2 separate regions of the Homo sapiens genome follow, and region 1 is linked to region 2. Evidence: read pairs that join two places in POLR2A ChIA-PET (ENCODE). Cell type or tissue: HepG2. All regions are shown on one strand. Each heading gives the region's core, and the rest is flanking DNA. Links, peaks and the distances in the headings are about the cores only.

What was found. Peaks named below come from ENCODE experiments on the same cell type or tissue, not always from the same donor. Only the 100,000 strongest peaks of a DNase experiment are listed, where the experiment ranks them.
Region 1: POLR2A ChIA-PET joins it to region 2 with 5 read pairs; 1 of 35 experiments calls an interaction of 5 or more read pairs at or near these places.

What each region holds. Positions count from the first base shown.
Region 1 is chr11:65,691,995-65,700,194 of GRCh38, reverse strand. It overlaps the pseudogene RN7SL309P. Among named protein-coding and RNA genes, the nearest start is that of KAT5, 16 kb to the left of the region's middle. In HepG2, for the core only: no CTCF peak of the experiment used is centred there; a DNase peak (open chromatin) is centred at 4,194; H3K27me3 peaks cover 1,344 bases.
Region 2 is chr11:66,040,492-66,048,691 of GRCh38, reverse strand. GAL3ST3 (galactose-3-O-sulfotransferase 3) reads left to right here. Exons shown (of 3, transcript NM_033036.3): 2 at 3,165-3,401; 3 at 5,015-7,927. The coding sequence starts at 3,277. The coding sequence ends at 6,185. Among named protein-coding and RNA genes, the nearest start is that of GAL3ST3, 4.6 kb to the left of the region's middle. RefSeq lists an enhancer at 3,050-3,249 and a silencer at 3,360-3,409. In HepG2, for the core only: a CTCF peak has its summit at 3,377 (motif pointing right); a DNase peak (open chromatin) is centred at 3,391; H3K27me3 peaks cover 2,185 bases.

The sequences.
Region 1 (8,200 bases), core at 1,338-6,337, 350 kb after region 2:
GGCAATTAGCAGACAGGCAGCAAGACACTAGAAAGGAGAAAATTGGCAATTGTTGGTCAGCAATTGGCGGGATGGTGAGACAGGACAGAAAGATAGCAATAGATAGCAATTAGAGAGAAGTGGTGAGAGCAACTGGCAAGACAGTGAGACAACAGAGAGATGGCAGGAGGTGGCAGTTGGAGAGAGGTGGCGAGAGATGTCAAGACGGTGATCAGCAAGAGACAGCAGGTGATCAGTGCTACAAGCAATCAAAGCTGCAGAGCTTCTAACACTGCAGAGGTGTAGCACTAGCCCAAAGGTTCATTTTTAAGAGCCACTGTCTTGGCCGAGCGCAGTGGCTCACTCCTGTAATCCCGGCACTTTGGGAGGCCAAGGCCAGTGGATCACCTGAGGTCAGGAGTTTGAGACCAGCCTGGCCAACATAGTGAAACCCCATCTCTACTAAAAATACAAAAATTATCCTGACATGATGGTGCACAACTATAATCCCAGCTACTCAGGAGGCTGAGGCAGGAGAATCACTTCAACCCACGAGGTGGAGGTTGCAGTGAGCCGAGATTGCACCGCTGCACTCTAGCCTGGGCAACAGAATGAGACTCTGTCTCAAAAAAAAAAAGAGCCACTGTCTTTCCTGGCAACCCGTGGAGCCAAGCAGATGGACGAGCAGCCATAGCAGCACTGCCTTCTGTGGGACCCAATATTCCAGCTGGCATGTTGCTAGTATACCTGCTGATCCCCCTTTGGCAGCCAAGCTCGCCCAAGCTGGGGAAATCTGGGGAGGAGACCTTCACTGGGCCCCATGTTAGAGACTGGCCAGCACCATTTTGGCTCTTGCGGACAGGTGACTGTCCCCTTTGCCTCCTCTCCTCCATATCAGGTGATCCAGGAAATAAGGCTGTTGGCTAAATAGTCAATTCAAAGTCCCTCAAAGCGTGCCTGACCAATTGCATCCTTGTTGCCCCTTCTCTTGGTCCCTTCTCCTCTCATGCCATTTAATTTTTCTGTTGGCCATTTTATTTCATTTTATTTTCCACTCTGAAATATATATTTCTTTTGTAGTGTTTGCTTTGAATCCCCACTAACTATATTTGGGCAATTGTTTAAAGCAGGACACTCGCTTGTGGGAGGTCTCTGTTGTATTGACCCTGCAAAAAGTTGTTCTATGCCCCTGACTTGGTCTTTGGGATTCACTGTTGGCCACCCCCCAGATGGTCCAGGGTTTTTGACATTTGGTGTGAGGACTCTCATTGGCCAGTGAGGTGGTGGGGGCTGGGACATGGGCTCTTCCTGGGGACACCCCAACTCCTCTGCTCCTTTCTACAACCTCTGCTGTTCCTCTCTTCCCCTTTCCTCATCCTTTCATAATCACCTTGGTGGGCAGTGGTAAGGTGACTGGCTCAATATCTGAGCATTTATTCTTCCAAATCTTTTTGGGTTTGGGGGAGTTTTTGTTTTGTTCTGTTTTTTAGACAGCATCTCACTCTGTCTCCCAGGCTGGAGTGCAGTGGTGTGATCATGGCTCACTGCAGCCTCAACCTTCAGGGCTCAGGTGATCCTCCCCGCTCAGCCTCCTAAGTATCTGGGACCAAAGGTACATGTCACCACACCTGGCTAATCTTTGTATTTTTTATAGAGACAGAGTTTGGCCATGCTGCCTAGGTGGGTCTGGAACTCCTGGCCTCGAGCCATCCACCCGCCTCGGCCTCCCAAAGTGCCGAGATTACAGGCATGAGCCACTGTGCCGGCCCATATCTATTGTTTATGACACTGAAACCGGCATCGTGAGTTCTTTTGTTCTACTGTGTCCTGAGTCAGGGACTGGAGTGGGAGGGTCACAGGACAACAGGAAATCTGTGTGTGTGTGTGTGTGTGTCTGTGTGTGTGTGTGTGTGTGTCTGTGTGTTTGTGCGTCTGTGTGTGTCTGTGTGTGTGTGTGTGTGAGCTGTGATGTAATCTCACACTGTGTTCTCCTGTTTGGGTGTCTGTTAGAATCGGGTTGAGGGGAGTGAGGGAGGGTGGAAGTCGGGCGGGGAACAGCGCTGATGCTTGATTTTGGACCCTGGCAGGGGTGGAGAGAGATTTGGGAGGTAAAAGAGGCCTGAGATAGGGGGAGAGTCTGAGAGTGGGGAGGAATATGTCTTGAGAATAGGTAAGCCATGGCCGGGCGCGGTGGTTCACGCCTGTAATCCCAGCACTTTGGGTGGCCGAGGCGGGCGGATCACGAGGTCAGGAGATCGAGACCATCCTGGCTAACACAGCGAAACTCCGTCTCTACTAAAAACACAAAAATAGCCGTGCGCGGCGGCGGGCGCCTGTAGTCTCAGCTACTCGAGAGGCTGAGGCAAGAGAATGGTGTGAACCCGGGAGGCGGAGCTTGCAGTGAGCCGAGATCGCGCCACTGCAGTCCGGCCTGGGCGAAAGAGCGAGACTCTGTCTCAAAAAAAAAAAAAAAAAAAAAAAAGAGAGAGGCAGAGAGAATAGATAAGCCAGATTTCAGGCTGGAGAAGGCAGAATGTGAGTTTGGTCAGAAATGCCCACGGGCGCTGGCTAAAGGAGGCAGCAGACAGGGAGGGAGCTCTGGAGTTTGGGAGGAGGTGGGGAGGCCTGTCTCGCTGTCTGCTTATTTAGTGTTTGGTGATGGGGAAGCAGGATTTTTTTTTTTTCCTTTTCACTGGAATTTGGCCAGATTAAGCTCTAGGACTGCCCTGGACATATGGCCTCTCCAAACCCTGGACCAGCCAAGGCTTCTTATGTGGGGTCACCCCAGCCAGCCCCATGGCCCTATTCTTCATGTGGCTACCTTATCTGGGACCACATTTCCAATGGGTCTCCGATCTAGAAAGCTGGAATGATCCAGAGAGGCTCTAGATCAAGGGGGTGGGGCCTGTCTCTGCCAACATGGGACTTACTTTCTGTCTCTTTAAAATGTCAACTCCACCAGGCCTTATGACTTCTTCTTGTCCACTCCTCTATCCTGGGCACATTGTGGACACACAGTAAATATCTGCTGAGTGAACGAGCCAGGATCTGAAGGGATTCCCTAGGGTGAGAAGGAGCCACGTGTCTTCTCTACAGCCCCAAAGGGCAGAAGGCTGACCATCCCATGGAAGCTAAAGGGGGATGGATTCCACCCTACAACAGAAAGGGCCTTGATCAGCCAGAGCTGCTGACAGCATCGAGTCACCTGAGCTGACCATGCTGGGGCCAGGGGTGGACCCGGAATGACACTGTGGAAAATGGCTTACTTCAAGCAGACCTGAAGGGCCCCTGAGGGTCCTTGCAGCCACTGTGTCCAGAACTAGGCTTCTGGGTCCCATTGTAGTAGGTAATGGCAATTGAGATGGCAGCTCTCAGCCAAGAGCAGTGGCTCACACCTGTAATCCCAACACTTTGGGAGGCCAAGGCGGGAGGATCGCTTGAGCCCAGGAGTTCAGGACCCGCCTGGGCAACATGGTAAAAACCCCCATCTCTACAAAAAATACAAAAATTAGCCAGGGATAGTGGTGTGGGCCTGTAGTCCCAGCTACCTGGCAGGCTGAGGTGGGAGGATCGCTTGAGCCTAGGATTTCAGGATCAGCCTGGGCAACATAGCCATCCCCCGTCTCCTTTTTTTTTTTTTTTTTTTTTTTTAATGTGAAAGAGAGAGAGAGAGATGGCAGTCAGACGGATCTAGGTTTAAATCCTGGGTCCTCCATTAATCTGCATGATTTGGGCATGCTACTCAATGTCTCTAAACCTGTTACCTCATCTACAATGTGAAGGTACTAATGGTATCACCTCAAAGGCTGGCTGTAAGCATTAGATTCAAATAATAACCTTTTTTTTTCCCCTTGAGTCCGGGTCTTGCTCTGTAACCCAAGCTGGAGTGCAGTGGCTTGCTGCAAACTCAAACTCCTGGGCTCAAGCGATCCTCCCACCTCAGCCTCCCGAGTAGGTGGGACCACAGATGTGCACCACCACGCCCTGCTCATTTCTGGGTTTCTTTGTTTTTGTATAAACAGGGTCTCAGTTTGTTGCCCCAGCTGGTCTCAAACTCCTGACCTGAAGCAATCCTACCGCTGCGACCTCCAAAGTGCTGGGATTATAGGCATCACCCACTGCACTCAGCCTCAAACAATAGCCTATTATTTAGAGCAACATCTATTTTAGATCAACATCTGGCACACAGCCTAGACTCAATAAACATTGGCTATTGTTACTGTGCTGGAGATGGGCCAGAGGGGGCTGGTTCCTAGGGCCCAGTGAACCAGGACGGACCACATGTAAAGTAAACAAACTGGTTGGCAGACAGAAAGGTGTGTGAGTGCTTCTTTAGATACCCAAAGTGCACTTTTCTAGTATGATATAATTTTTTTTAAGAGACAGGGTCTTGCTATGTTGCTCAGGCTGGAGTACTGCGGCTGCTCACAGGCACGATCCCACTACTGATCAGCTCAGGAGTTTGGACCCACTCCTTTCCGACTTGGACAGGTTCACCCCTCTTAGGCAACGTGGTGGTCCTGCTCCCAGAAGGTCACCCTATTGAAGCTGAACTTGGTGCAGACACCCAATGGGCATAGTGCACTGTAGCCTAGAACTCCAGGGCTGAAGCGAGCCTCCCGCCTCAGGCTTCCCAGTAGCTAGAACTGTAGACGTTTGCCACCATGGGGGTGTGCCCGGCAATTTCATACAATTTGGATTCATATACTTCCAAATAATCATGGGGAGTGGAGAGCAATATCCAGAGATGCAAAAGGTGGTATTTTTAAAAGAGCTGCAGAAACAGATATTAAATCCATAACTGGTACCGATGTTTCTCATTTGTGTTAAATACAAAATGACAGATATCTTGATTCCAAGTCGCTTATGCACACAGAAAGGCTTCAGGCCTAGTTTCTTCCCTCTTAGAACAAACATCTCCAACAAAAAAAGCTATCTGGGGCTGGGCACAGTGGCTCATGCCTGTAATCCCAGCACTTTGGGAGGCTGAGGCGGGCAGATCACTTGAGGTTAGGAGGTCCAGACCAGCCTGGCCAACATGGTGAAACCCCATCTCTACTAAAAATACAAAAATGAGCCAGGCTTGGTGGCAGGCGCCTGTAACCCCAGCTACTAGGGTGGCTGAGGCAAGAGAATCGCATGAACCCAGGAGGCGGAGGTGTCAGTGAGCCAAGATCACACCACTGCACTCCAGCCTGGGCAACAGAGCAAGACTCTGTCTCAAAAAAAAAAAAAAAAAAAAAAAAAGAAGCTCTCTAGATTGTGCTACTGACAATATTTACATTGTTTTATTAACCTAAACTCTGTGTTAAACTGGATCATTTGTGGAAATAGTAAGTACATCAATAATGACAATAAACTTTCAGGGTTTTTTATTATTTTATTTTTTGAGACGGTCTAATTCTGTCACCTAGGCTGGGGTGCAGTGGCACAATCACAGCTCTCTGGAGCCCCAACTTCCCAGGCTCAAGTGATTCTCCCACCTCAGCCTCCTGAGTAGCTGGGATTACAGCTGCGTGCCACCAAGCCTGCCTCAGTCTCCCAAAAAAGTGCTGTGATTTTAACCAAGTATTCCCATTTTTCTTAGAAAAAGAGAATAAGTTACTATTATTTTTTTCTTTTCTCTTCTTTTCTCTTTTCTCCATTTCTCCTATTCGCCACTTCCTAATTAACCAATGCAATTATAACCTTTCAGCTCCCCTTCACCAGACACTCCCCACAGGACAAGTTCATCTAACCATGTGCTTAGAGGCTCCAGGGCAGAACGCTCTCCCACCAAGCGACTGTCTCAGAGATAACAGTCCATTTGCAACCCAAAGTATGCCCACTATGAAACTCTCTCCCACTAGGAGGTTGCCTCCAGAGACAACAGTCCATCTACGACCTCAAGTATGCCCACTACAAGACTGTCTCCCACCTGGAAAGTCTTTGGCCACTTTTACAACCCATGAAGATGCCAGCAGTTACCAACGTGACTGCCCAGTAGATAAGGCACCAAAGGGAGTCAGCAGATCCCGCACCTGCTTGCTTCCTCTCCCACATTAAAAGAGCCCGCTTTCTGCTCCAAAGCCAAAGTACTGCCCTTAAGGCAGGAAGCCTGTACTTCTTCCCCTAAGTTAGCTTTGGAATAAAAAGTCTCTTTCTTTATACCAGACCTTACTCTCATTAACTGGACTCTGCAAGCAGCAAGCAACTGAACCTGCATTTCAGTTACAATTTTGGTGACCCATATGGGGAAGTGCTGCCCGCCCTAGGTGAGTCTGAGCTGGATAGCCTAGTTATGCTCCTGGGTGAGGCATGGGGTCACCTGTGAGTGCCAGCCGCTCATAGCTAGCGACAGGAACATCATGGAACTTCCCGGCAGCTGCCAAAAATGCTTTTGTTTTTGGAAGAGTCTTCCTTTCACCTCCCAGCATGACATCTGCCACCTTCAGTGTTTCACTGGTACAAAGCAAGTGACCTCTGAAGAAGACAGCAAACTTTGGAACTGGGTGAGTTATTTGGAGTGCATCTGACCACCCTCTACCTCTTTTGCAGTGTCACTGGGGGCCCTGCTCTACTTAAGATTTGGCTGCTATTGACACCATTTGAGCATTTTATGCATTTATATTTGTTTGTGCATGTGGAACCATAAGAGCTTTGCTTAGCTCAAACTCAACTACCCATGAAGCCATTTGGATCTGAGGAGGGGGATTCAGGGCCTTACCCAGCCCGTCAATTGGAGACTCATTGGGAAGCACATTGTTTGTTTGCAAATGTGAATGTATGACCATGTGTGGGCTCTGGCCCTTTTCTTGACTCTCTACCTTCAATTTCACCCTCCTGATTATCCAGGAGAGCTGCCCACATGGGCTACGGAGACTTTCCCTCATGGAAGACAAACAAGAATGGTGGGGTTTTTGTATTGTTTTGGTTGTTTTGTTTTCCAAGAGGACTCTTTTTTTTTTTTTTTTTTTTTTTTTGAGACAGAGTCTTACTCTGTCACCCAGGCTGGAATGCAGTGGCACGATCTCAGCTCACTGCAACCTCCACCTCCCAGATTCAAGCAATTCTCCTGTCTCAGCCTCCCGAGTAGCTGGGATTACAGGCATGCACCACCATGCCTGGCTAATTTTTGTATTTTTAGTAGAGACGGGGACTCACCATGTTGGCCAGCCTGGTCTCAAACTGCTGACCTCAGGTGATCTGCCCACCTCGGCCTCCCAAAGCGCTGGGATTACAGGCGTGAGCCACGTACCCGGCCTCATCTATTTATTGATATTACTATTTAGCCACTTCCCAGCAGTGTGACTGCTGTAACAAGAACAGGACTCAATTTCTAAAGGTAATAAAATAACAAGGCCATCATAGACAGAACATTGGGAACACTCCTTACAGGGAACTGGCTTTTCTTTTCCAGCCAGGTGCCAGGTAGCATTCCTGAATACCCGCCTCCTGGTCCCCAACAGAGGCACATCTTCGCTCATCTCAGCCCCGGGCTTGGGGGGCAGTGGTATTCTGGATGGCCATCTCCCTGCCCCTCCCCGCACCACCTGACCTCAGTTCATCTGGATAAACCTGCTGTGCTTCCTGTCCAGGAAGTGAGAAGTGAGGCGCTCGCGAAAGGCTGAGCCAACGTCTACTAACTATGGTGGCTGGAAGGCTCATGAGTTTCCTTTCGGTCACTTTACCTTTTTTTCTTCCTCCCCTTTCTTTCTCGTGTCCCACTTGTGAATCCCGGCTCCTATGCAGAGGCCTGCCAGGTTGGCTTTCTCTGTCTTCTTTTCTGCCTGCTTTACATCTGCTGTTACTAAGCTGCTGGTGCTGAGATAAGACTCATTGTTTGCGGACTAGCTAGAATGTGAATGCTAGAAACGAATTTGAAACTGAAGGAAAAACGGGCAAAAGAGGTGTTTTTAAAGACCAAACCGCCACAGAGACTGCTTTACCCAAAATTTTTTTTAATTAATTTTTTTTTTTGAGACAGAGTCTCGCTGTGTCACCAGGCTGGAGGGCAGTGGTGCGATCTCAGCTCACTGCAATCTCCACCTCCCAGGTTCAAGCGATTCTTCTGCCTCAGCCTCCTGAGTAGCTGGGACTACAGGCTCATGCCACCACACCCGGCTGGTTTTTGTATTTTTAGTAGAGACAGGGTTTCACCATATTGGCCAGGCTGGTCTCGAACTCCTGACCTTGTGATCCACCCACCTCGGCCTCCCAAATGGCCTGGATTACAGGCGTG
Region 2 (8,200 bases), core at 1,110-6,109:
TGGATGAGAGAGAGAGGAGGCTGGGGGGCCAGGGGCAGACCTGGTGCAGGCTGGGGGGTGGGGGAGGAGGAAAAAGAGGGAGGTGGAAAGATTTGCTCTCCCAGGCCAGTACTTTGCAGACCCCCTCAGCCCTTCGCCCCTCCTCTGGAGCACCCTGGGTCAGCGTCCCTCAACACTGGGCTGTCCCATCCCTCAAGTCAGGACAGGATGGAGTCTCCGGGCCATCCAGCAGTCAGGTCCAAGTGGTCCAGTCCAGGGCACCCCTTCCTCTAAGTGCATCGGTTTCAGCTCTAGAGCTCAGAGGAGACAGAGGAGAAAGGGCTCCTTTAGGAGGGTGGGCACCCCGGCCCATTTTCAAAGCTTTGGTCGGCTCTACTATTTCTTTGGTTCCCTGGAGAAAAGCTAGCAATTTGCAAAACTGGGCAGCAGCGTGAGGTAGATTGTTCTGACTAAAATTAGCACTGACATTCTGATGAGCCTGGGCGTCCTGACCTGCCTGGGATAGCTGGGAGAACTCTCTCTATGGAGAAGACACCAGGCACAATGGGGAGTCGTGTGAAGCATCTGAGGGCAGGAGCCAGGGCCACTGCTCTAAAGCACAGCTCCAGCAGCACCATCATGCACCCCACACCAGCCAGAAAATCCGATGGAAACCCAGCCCAGTGGCCCCCTCCCTGAGAGGCACTGCCTTGGCCCCATCTCCAAAACAGGCATCTTGGAGTCAAATTGCCAAGGGAAGGCAGGCCTCCCACAGTGTCCGAGCAGCACCCTCTCTCAGGACCTGGAATGTTTAGCCTGGCCGAGTGCCCACCCAGAGGAGACAGGGTTACTGCTTCCAAATACCTGAAGGTCTGTCATGGAGAAAAATGTTCTATGTGCTCTAGGAGGGCAGCACTACCAAGAGTGCAGAATGGGAGGTGTAAGGGGCAGGCCGAAGCAGGTGCTACCACTGGCAGGGTAATCCTGGCTGTCCCGGAAAGAACCTGAACAAGCTGTAAGTTGCTCAGAAATGGACCAGGCTGTATCAGGAGGTGATGAACACCCTGTCATTGACAGTGGCCATACAGAAGCTGGTGCCCGCCTTCAGGGGCTGGTGTCCAGGGAATTCCTGCACTGAGGATGCCCTGTCCCCTGTCCCTAAGCAGGCCTCAGACTGGGGCCTGGCTAGCTCCCCAGAGCTCAGCCATGTAGGGAAGTGGGGAAAGGCCCAAGAGTGGGACAGAGGGGGATACCAGGCACCTGTCACTCTCTCTGTGCGGCCAGTAGAAGCTCTGCCCTCGGGAAAGGTCCCCCATAGCTAGGCTTGACTTCCTTGGCTGACCCTGAATCCTCTGAGAAATAGGGTGGTTTCTGCAAGTTTAGCAAAGGTGGATGTAGACTCCCCTCTTCCCATCTTGGGACACTTCTGTCTAATCACCAAGTTCTCTAAGCAGCAGGAGTGACAGAGGAAAAAGGTGTGTATCCTTAGAGGGCCAAGGGCTCTCACTTCCTCCTGCAAGCAGCCCCAGCCAGGCCAGGCCAGCCCTTCTCTGCCCCAGCAATCCTTGAAGAGACAGGGAGGGCCTTAGACTTCCTCTGCTGTGCCCTTGGTTACCCTCTGTGGCTGGACCCTTTACCCTTGGCTCCGGCCGGATTAAGTCTGTCTGCAGGCAGGTGGAGGGAAGCAGCGATAAGGCCTAGAGAGAAGGGGAGGCATAAACAGAACATCTTTCCACCCAAACAGGTTTAAATGTAATCCAGGATTAAGGGAGCAGGGTCAAGAAGAGAGACTGGAAGCCAAGCCCAGGGCTCCCAGAAAAGGTGATGATCAAAAGGGTTTTCATATTACCTTACCCCTCCTGGGACCCAGGTGTCCTAGTTCCACATGCACATGCCCATCAGGTTCCAGGCTCCCCCTCCCCCGTGGAGAAGGATATGTGTGAGGGCTGAAGCTAAACTTGAACCTGGAGACTGAGGCCCCACCCTAGCTTGGGGACAGGCATCACTGCTGAAGTGGACTTTCCACGGGAGCTGCCCAGGATTGGGCTGCCCTTAAGCCAAGGCATTCCTGTGGGGAAAGGAGACTTGTGTGTGACCAAGCCCTCCTCCCCTCTCTTACTCCTGGGCTTACCTGGGATGGAAGCTCACCTTCTCCTGGAGATCCTCCGTAGGGCAACAAGCAGGAGCCACCTCTTACCCAACCCACACCCCGCCCAGGCTGCCATCTCATTGCTTTGGTCAGGCACTTTTCCCTGCAGAGTCAGCTGATGGGGCCGCCTGGGTTTCAGGTGTCTGGGGATGGAATCCAGATAGGGCTCCAGGATTTCAAGACCTTCCTTTCCCTCATGAATTTCTCAGTCTTGGGCCCTCAGGGCAGGAGCCCAGCTAGGAGCGCTCAGGACTCAGAAGGATGCAGAATTGCCAGAGTCTAGGGCAAGGTTGGGGAAACCAGTTCTCTACAGAAATAGCATATACAGTGTCTAAGGGCATGGACTTTGGAGCCAGAAACAGCAGGTATGAATCTCATTTCTACTGTTACCAGCTGTGTAGCTATGGACAAGTGATATAATCTCTTAGAGCCTCAGTTTCCTTATCTATACAGTGGGAATAATACCTAGGTCAGGGCTGTGGTGAGGACTAAATGGGATTAAGTATGTAATAATACAGTACATAGAGTAAGCCTGCAGTATCGACTCAAAGCCATATCGATCCAAGGAGGTGAAGGCCTGATCAGTGTTTCCGAGGAGCTCGGTTTCTCTGGGGAGTCAGGACCAACCCTGGGCTAAAGCAATTGGGCAAGGAGTCCTGGAGGAGAGGAAACTTTGAGTTGAGACCTCTATGTTCTGAGCCAAGCCCTGGCGCTAAAGCCACTCCACTGGGGAGACATGTACAAATAACCATGAGACAAAGACGAGTTAGGAGCAGGCAGAGAGACAGAGACAGGGCTGAGGGATGGGAGTGGCTACAGCCTGAAGGGCTGGCTACACCCCAGACCCTGTAATTCCACCCAAGACTAAGTTATCTGGAGCAGTGAGGAGATAGGGTCTTGATAACGGGAGGTAGGAATCCGATCTGCCCTGGCCTCTCTGCTTACCCCACCTGTTGGAGCTCTTTGCATCAGACCTGCTGGGGGCCAGATCCCATCTCCTCTGCCCACTGCAAACCCGTCTGCCTTCTTCTGCCAGGCTTCTCGGGAACACTGGCCCTGCTACCAGAGCCGCAGGATCCCCCATGAGTGCCTGTGAAGGGAGTCCTGGATAGTGAGGCCCTGGCTGGTCCAGGGGTGGGTACTCCGCCATGCCACCCATCCTCCAGCGCCTGCAGCAGGCCACCAAGATGATGAGCCGCCGGAAAATCCTGCTGCTGGTGCTAGGGTGCAGCACCGTAAGCCTTCTCATCCACCAGGGGGCGCAGCTCAGCTGGTAAGGGGGCGGGGCCCCAGGGGGGCCGGAGCTCCCCTCCCCATTCTTCCACCTGCTAGAAGGGTCCTGCTAGGCTTTGCTCCTCCCCTCTATTCTGAAAGTGCTTTCCCTTTAGGGCCACACAGCCTCCCTGGACAGGGACTGCTCTTCAATGAAAGGGCTGAGTGACTTGCTCAAAGTTACAGAATCAGTTAGCTGAGATCCGAATCCAGCTCAACTCCCCACAGCATGCAGCTAAGCATTTCCCCAGTGGAAACAACTTCTCACAACTTCCGTAGTGCTGGGCAAGGCCAAGTCCCCTCACTTCTCCGAGCCCCCGTTTTCTCATCTATAAAGTGAGACATGATATGTGTGACACAGCCAGTCACCCTCACACAGGATACCATGTGATTCATGGGAACCCCAACCCTACTCCTGACTCACTGTGTGAACCCAACAAATCCCTGCACCTCTCGGAGACTTCATGTCCCCATTTTCTACACTGTCTGCCCCTGAGAATGGTGTGAATGCGCCCAGCCCCCCTTGCCAGATAATTTGGTTTGAAATCCCAAACACCCATGTTTTAAGAATGAAGCAACAGAAATGAAAGCTTCACGAGGGCTAGGATTGTTTTTGTATATTACTGTATTTCTTGAACCTAGCATTAACCTGGCACATAGTGGACACCCAAAAAATATTTGATGACTGAATTAATGAGGCTTTAGAAGCCTCAAGAGAAACATAACAATGGGTTGCTGCAAAGCCCAGTGCCAACCATCTACAAAGTGAGGAGCCAGTTAAAGAGTAAAAATGAGAAAGAGCAAAAGGATTTAGTGACCATGTGAGTCGTCTCCAGACTTTGTGTAAGTGATTGTTCTCCTTTTGGCCCTCAGTTTCTACATATACAAAGTGGGATTCCTCAAAGATCTCCAGGGGTCTTTGTCCCTTATTTATTTCTACATAAACAAATTATCTTAAAGCTTAGCAGCTGAAAACACAAACATCTGTTATTTTGGGTCAGGAAGCCAGGTGTGGCTTACTGGGAACTTCTGGACCAAGGTCTTTCATGGGGTTGCAACCAAGGTGTTTGCTGGTGATGCAGTCTCATCCGAAGGCTTGATTGGAAGGGATCAGCTTCCAAGCTCACTCACGTGGTTTTGACAGGCTTCAGGTCTTCAAGCCGGCTGGTGGACTGAGGGCCTTAGGTCCTTGTGGGCTTTTCCCACTTAGTGGTAGCTCCCTATAGGGCTGCCCACTATATGGCAGCTTGCTTCCCCCATCATCTGTCATCCCAGATTGAGTGAAAGACACCAAGATACTAGCCAGCCACAGTCTTTCTATGATGAAATTTAAGAAGTGACATCCCATCATTTCTGCCCTCTTCTCTTCTTTAGATGCAATGATAAGTCCAGCCTAACTCAGGTGAGGGGAATACTCAAGGGCATGAATACCAGGAGGGCAGCAGGGATCATAGAGGGCATCTTAGAGGCTACCAAGCACCGCCCTCGACCTTTCCATGAGTGCAGCCCAGGCGGGGCCGCGCTGTGGGGCATCCCACAGTCCTTGGGTAAGGGCAGGGGTCAAGCGGCAGCCCCCTCACACCCTCCTCTCCGCACACTCCCTGGGCCTGGCAGGTACCCCAAGCTGTTCCCCTTGAGCTGCCCTCCTCTGCGGAACTCGCCGCCGCGCCCCAAGCACATGACTGTGGCCTTCCTGAAGACTCACAAGACGGCAGGCACGACGGTGCAGAACATCCTGTTTCGCTTTGCCGAGCGCCACAACCTGACGGTGGCCCTGCCGCACCCGAGCTGCGAGCACCAGTTCTGCTACCCCCGCAACTTCTCGGCGCACTTCGTGCACCCGGCCACGCGGCCGCCGCACGTGCTGGCCAGCCACCTGCGCTTCGACCGTGCGGAGCTGGAGCGCCTCATGCCGCCCAGCACCGTCTATGTCACCATCCTGCGCGAGCCGGCCGCCATGTTCGAGTCGCTCTTCAGCTACTACAACCAGTACTGCCCGGCCTTCCGGCGCGTACCCAACGCCTCGCTCGAGGCCTTCCTGCGCGCGCCCGAGGCATACTACCGCGCTGGCGAGCACTTCGCCATGTTCGCACACAACACGCTGGCCTACGACCTGGGCGGCGACAATGAGCGCAGCCCGCGCGACGACGCCGCCTACCTGGCGGGCCTCATCCGCCAGGTGGAGGAGGTTTTCTCGCTCGTCATGATCGCCGAGTACTTCGACGAGTCGCTAGTGCTGCTGCGGCGCCTACTGGCCTGGGACCTGGACGACGTGCTCTACGCCAAGCTCAACGCGCGCGCCGCCAGCTCGCGCCTGGCCGCCATCCCCGCGGCGCTGGCGCGGGCGGCGCGCACCTGGAACGCCCTGGACGCCGGCCTCTACGACCACTTCAACGCCACCTTCTGGCGCCACGTGGCGCGCGCGGGCCGCGCGTGCGTGGAGCGCGAGGCGCGCGAGCTGCGCGAGGCCCGCCAGCGCCTACTGCGGCGCTGCTTCGGGGACGAGCCACTGCTGCGGCCTGCCGCGCAGATCCGCACCAAGCAGCTGCAGCCGTGGCAGCCCAGCCGCAAGGTGGACATTATGGGCTATGACCTGCCCGGCGGCGGCGCCGGCCCGGCCACCGAGGCCTGCCTCAAGCTGGCCATGCCCGAGGTCCAGTACTCGAACTACCTGTTGCGCAAGCAGAAGCGCCGGGGCGGTGCGCGGGCTCGGCCCGAGCCCGTCCTGGACAATCCCCCGCCTCGGCCCATCCGAGTGCTGCCTCGCGGCCCTCAAGGTCCCTGAGCTCCGCAGGCCTCCAGGAGTATGGGTCCTGCCCTGCCCTCCCAGGAGTCCAGCCAGGGGCTGCCTCCATGTCCTGCCCCCATGAGAGCCCTTTCTTTTCAAGGGGCTTGAGTCCCTCGCTGAACTTTGGGGTACGCCTCCCTATCTGAGCCCCCGCTCCCGATCGTGGGCTGAACCTTGCCTTCGGGCACGGCGCTGATAGGCTGGATCCAGCGCTGGGCCACCCTCTCCTTCCCAGCTGGTTGGTGATTTTGACAAGAGGCCTGAGGGCTGTCCAGAACTGCTCACCCTGCCTTTTTCTGGGGGCTGAGCCCCCACAACCTGTCTTTTCCAAGTGGATAAGCCCAGGCCCCATGGAGAGAGGCTCAGCCCTAGGGAAAGGCTGCTCTTGCTCTCCCTCCCAGGGCTTGAGGCTCCCTATACTTTTCTGTCTTCCAGGTTCTACCCTCCCCACAGACCTAAGCTGCTCCCAGTCTCCCAGAACCAAGAGTTCTTGGGTTGGGATTTTTGTTTGGTTGGTTTTTCTTTTTTTTAATAAAACATCTTTAAAATGTGCGAGTTGTATGTCAGTCATAGAAGCCGGATTCCCCACATTTGAGGATGAAACGGATGCCCAGGAGGAGCTGTGGCTGGACCCATGAGGATGGGGGCCTGGACTCAAGGTCCCCCGCCACCTGGCATAGGCCTACAACCCTCCTCAACCGCTTGACCGACTGGGCCCCCAACACAGACTGGCCACCTTAGCCCCACTCACTTTCCACATCGTTCTTTTTCACAAAATTCTGCGACATTTACTGAGCATCATCTCTGTAACTTGGGGATACAGGTGAACCAGATAGATAGGGCCTTATTTTCATGGAGCTTATGGGGAAACATTGGAACAGGAGCAAGACAGGTAAGCAAAGAGGAAGGACTGGAGGGGTTAGAGCACAACACCTCTTTGGGTGGAAGGAGGATCATTTTCAGATAAGGAGCTGCCTAACTCAGAATTTGACCTCCTCCTGTGAATCACTGACTTCACTAATGGCCTGCTTTCCTCACAAGAAGACAACTTGGACTCAGATGAAGACCAGTCCCTTTCTGCAGTTTCCTTTAACACAGCAAGATAGCCAGCACTTCCAGGTGAAATCTCCCTTAAGACTAGCAGAGAATTGGAACTTTTTCTGTTACTTTCTTCAGAGCTATATCGACGTATCTGGACAAGTGATAAAAAACAATAGCTATTATGGTCTACGGTGTGCCAGCCACTGTTTAAGGGCTTTATGTATGTTAACTTTGGAGATGGGTGCCGTTTTCCAGGTGAGGGAACTGAAACTTGGGGGAAATTAAGTCAGGGTCACACAGCCAGAAAGTGGCCACTAGGATCTCAACCAAGGCAGTGTGGCTTCAGAGTTTGTGCTCACAAGTGCTGTCTGTAGTGCCATTCAAATAAAAAAGGTCACATGCCACAAGCTAGGCTGATTCCCAGCACCTTCCCCCAAAAGAATGTAAAGGGAAGAACCAGGACACTGCTATCAGCAACTCTTTATCCAGTTTTTCATGGAGACAACGGTTGACCTGTTTGGACAATGGACATTACAGTGATTGATTGGCAGGATGCATGACACGCTGGGCTTGAAAAGGGACTGTTTGTATGGCACCCCACTTTTTACCAGCAGAGCTCTGAAAAAGGCAATAATTAGAATCATGCAAAAGCATAATTAAGTTTCTGACATTAAGCAGCAGTAAAGAATTGTACCAGACTCAAAGTGATCTATCCAAAAACAGGTGTCCTCTGGCCCCCAGCCAATAAGGTGCTTGCCATTGTCTCCATCTGCACCCCCAGCCCTAGCCTCTGGTCATACCTCTGCCAGGAAAATCCTTCACCTTGCCCTCAGTTGGCCTGGAAAATTCAGACGTGCCTTTAAGTCTACTTTTTTTTTTTCTAGACAGTCTCACTCTGTCACCCAGTCTGGAGTGCAGTGGTGCAATCTCGGCTCACTGCAACCTCCACCTCCTGGGTTCAAGTGATTCTC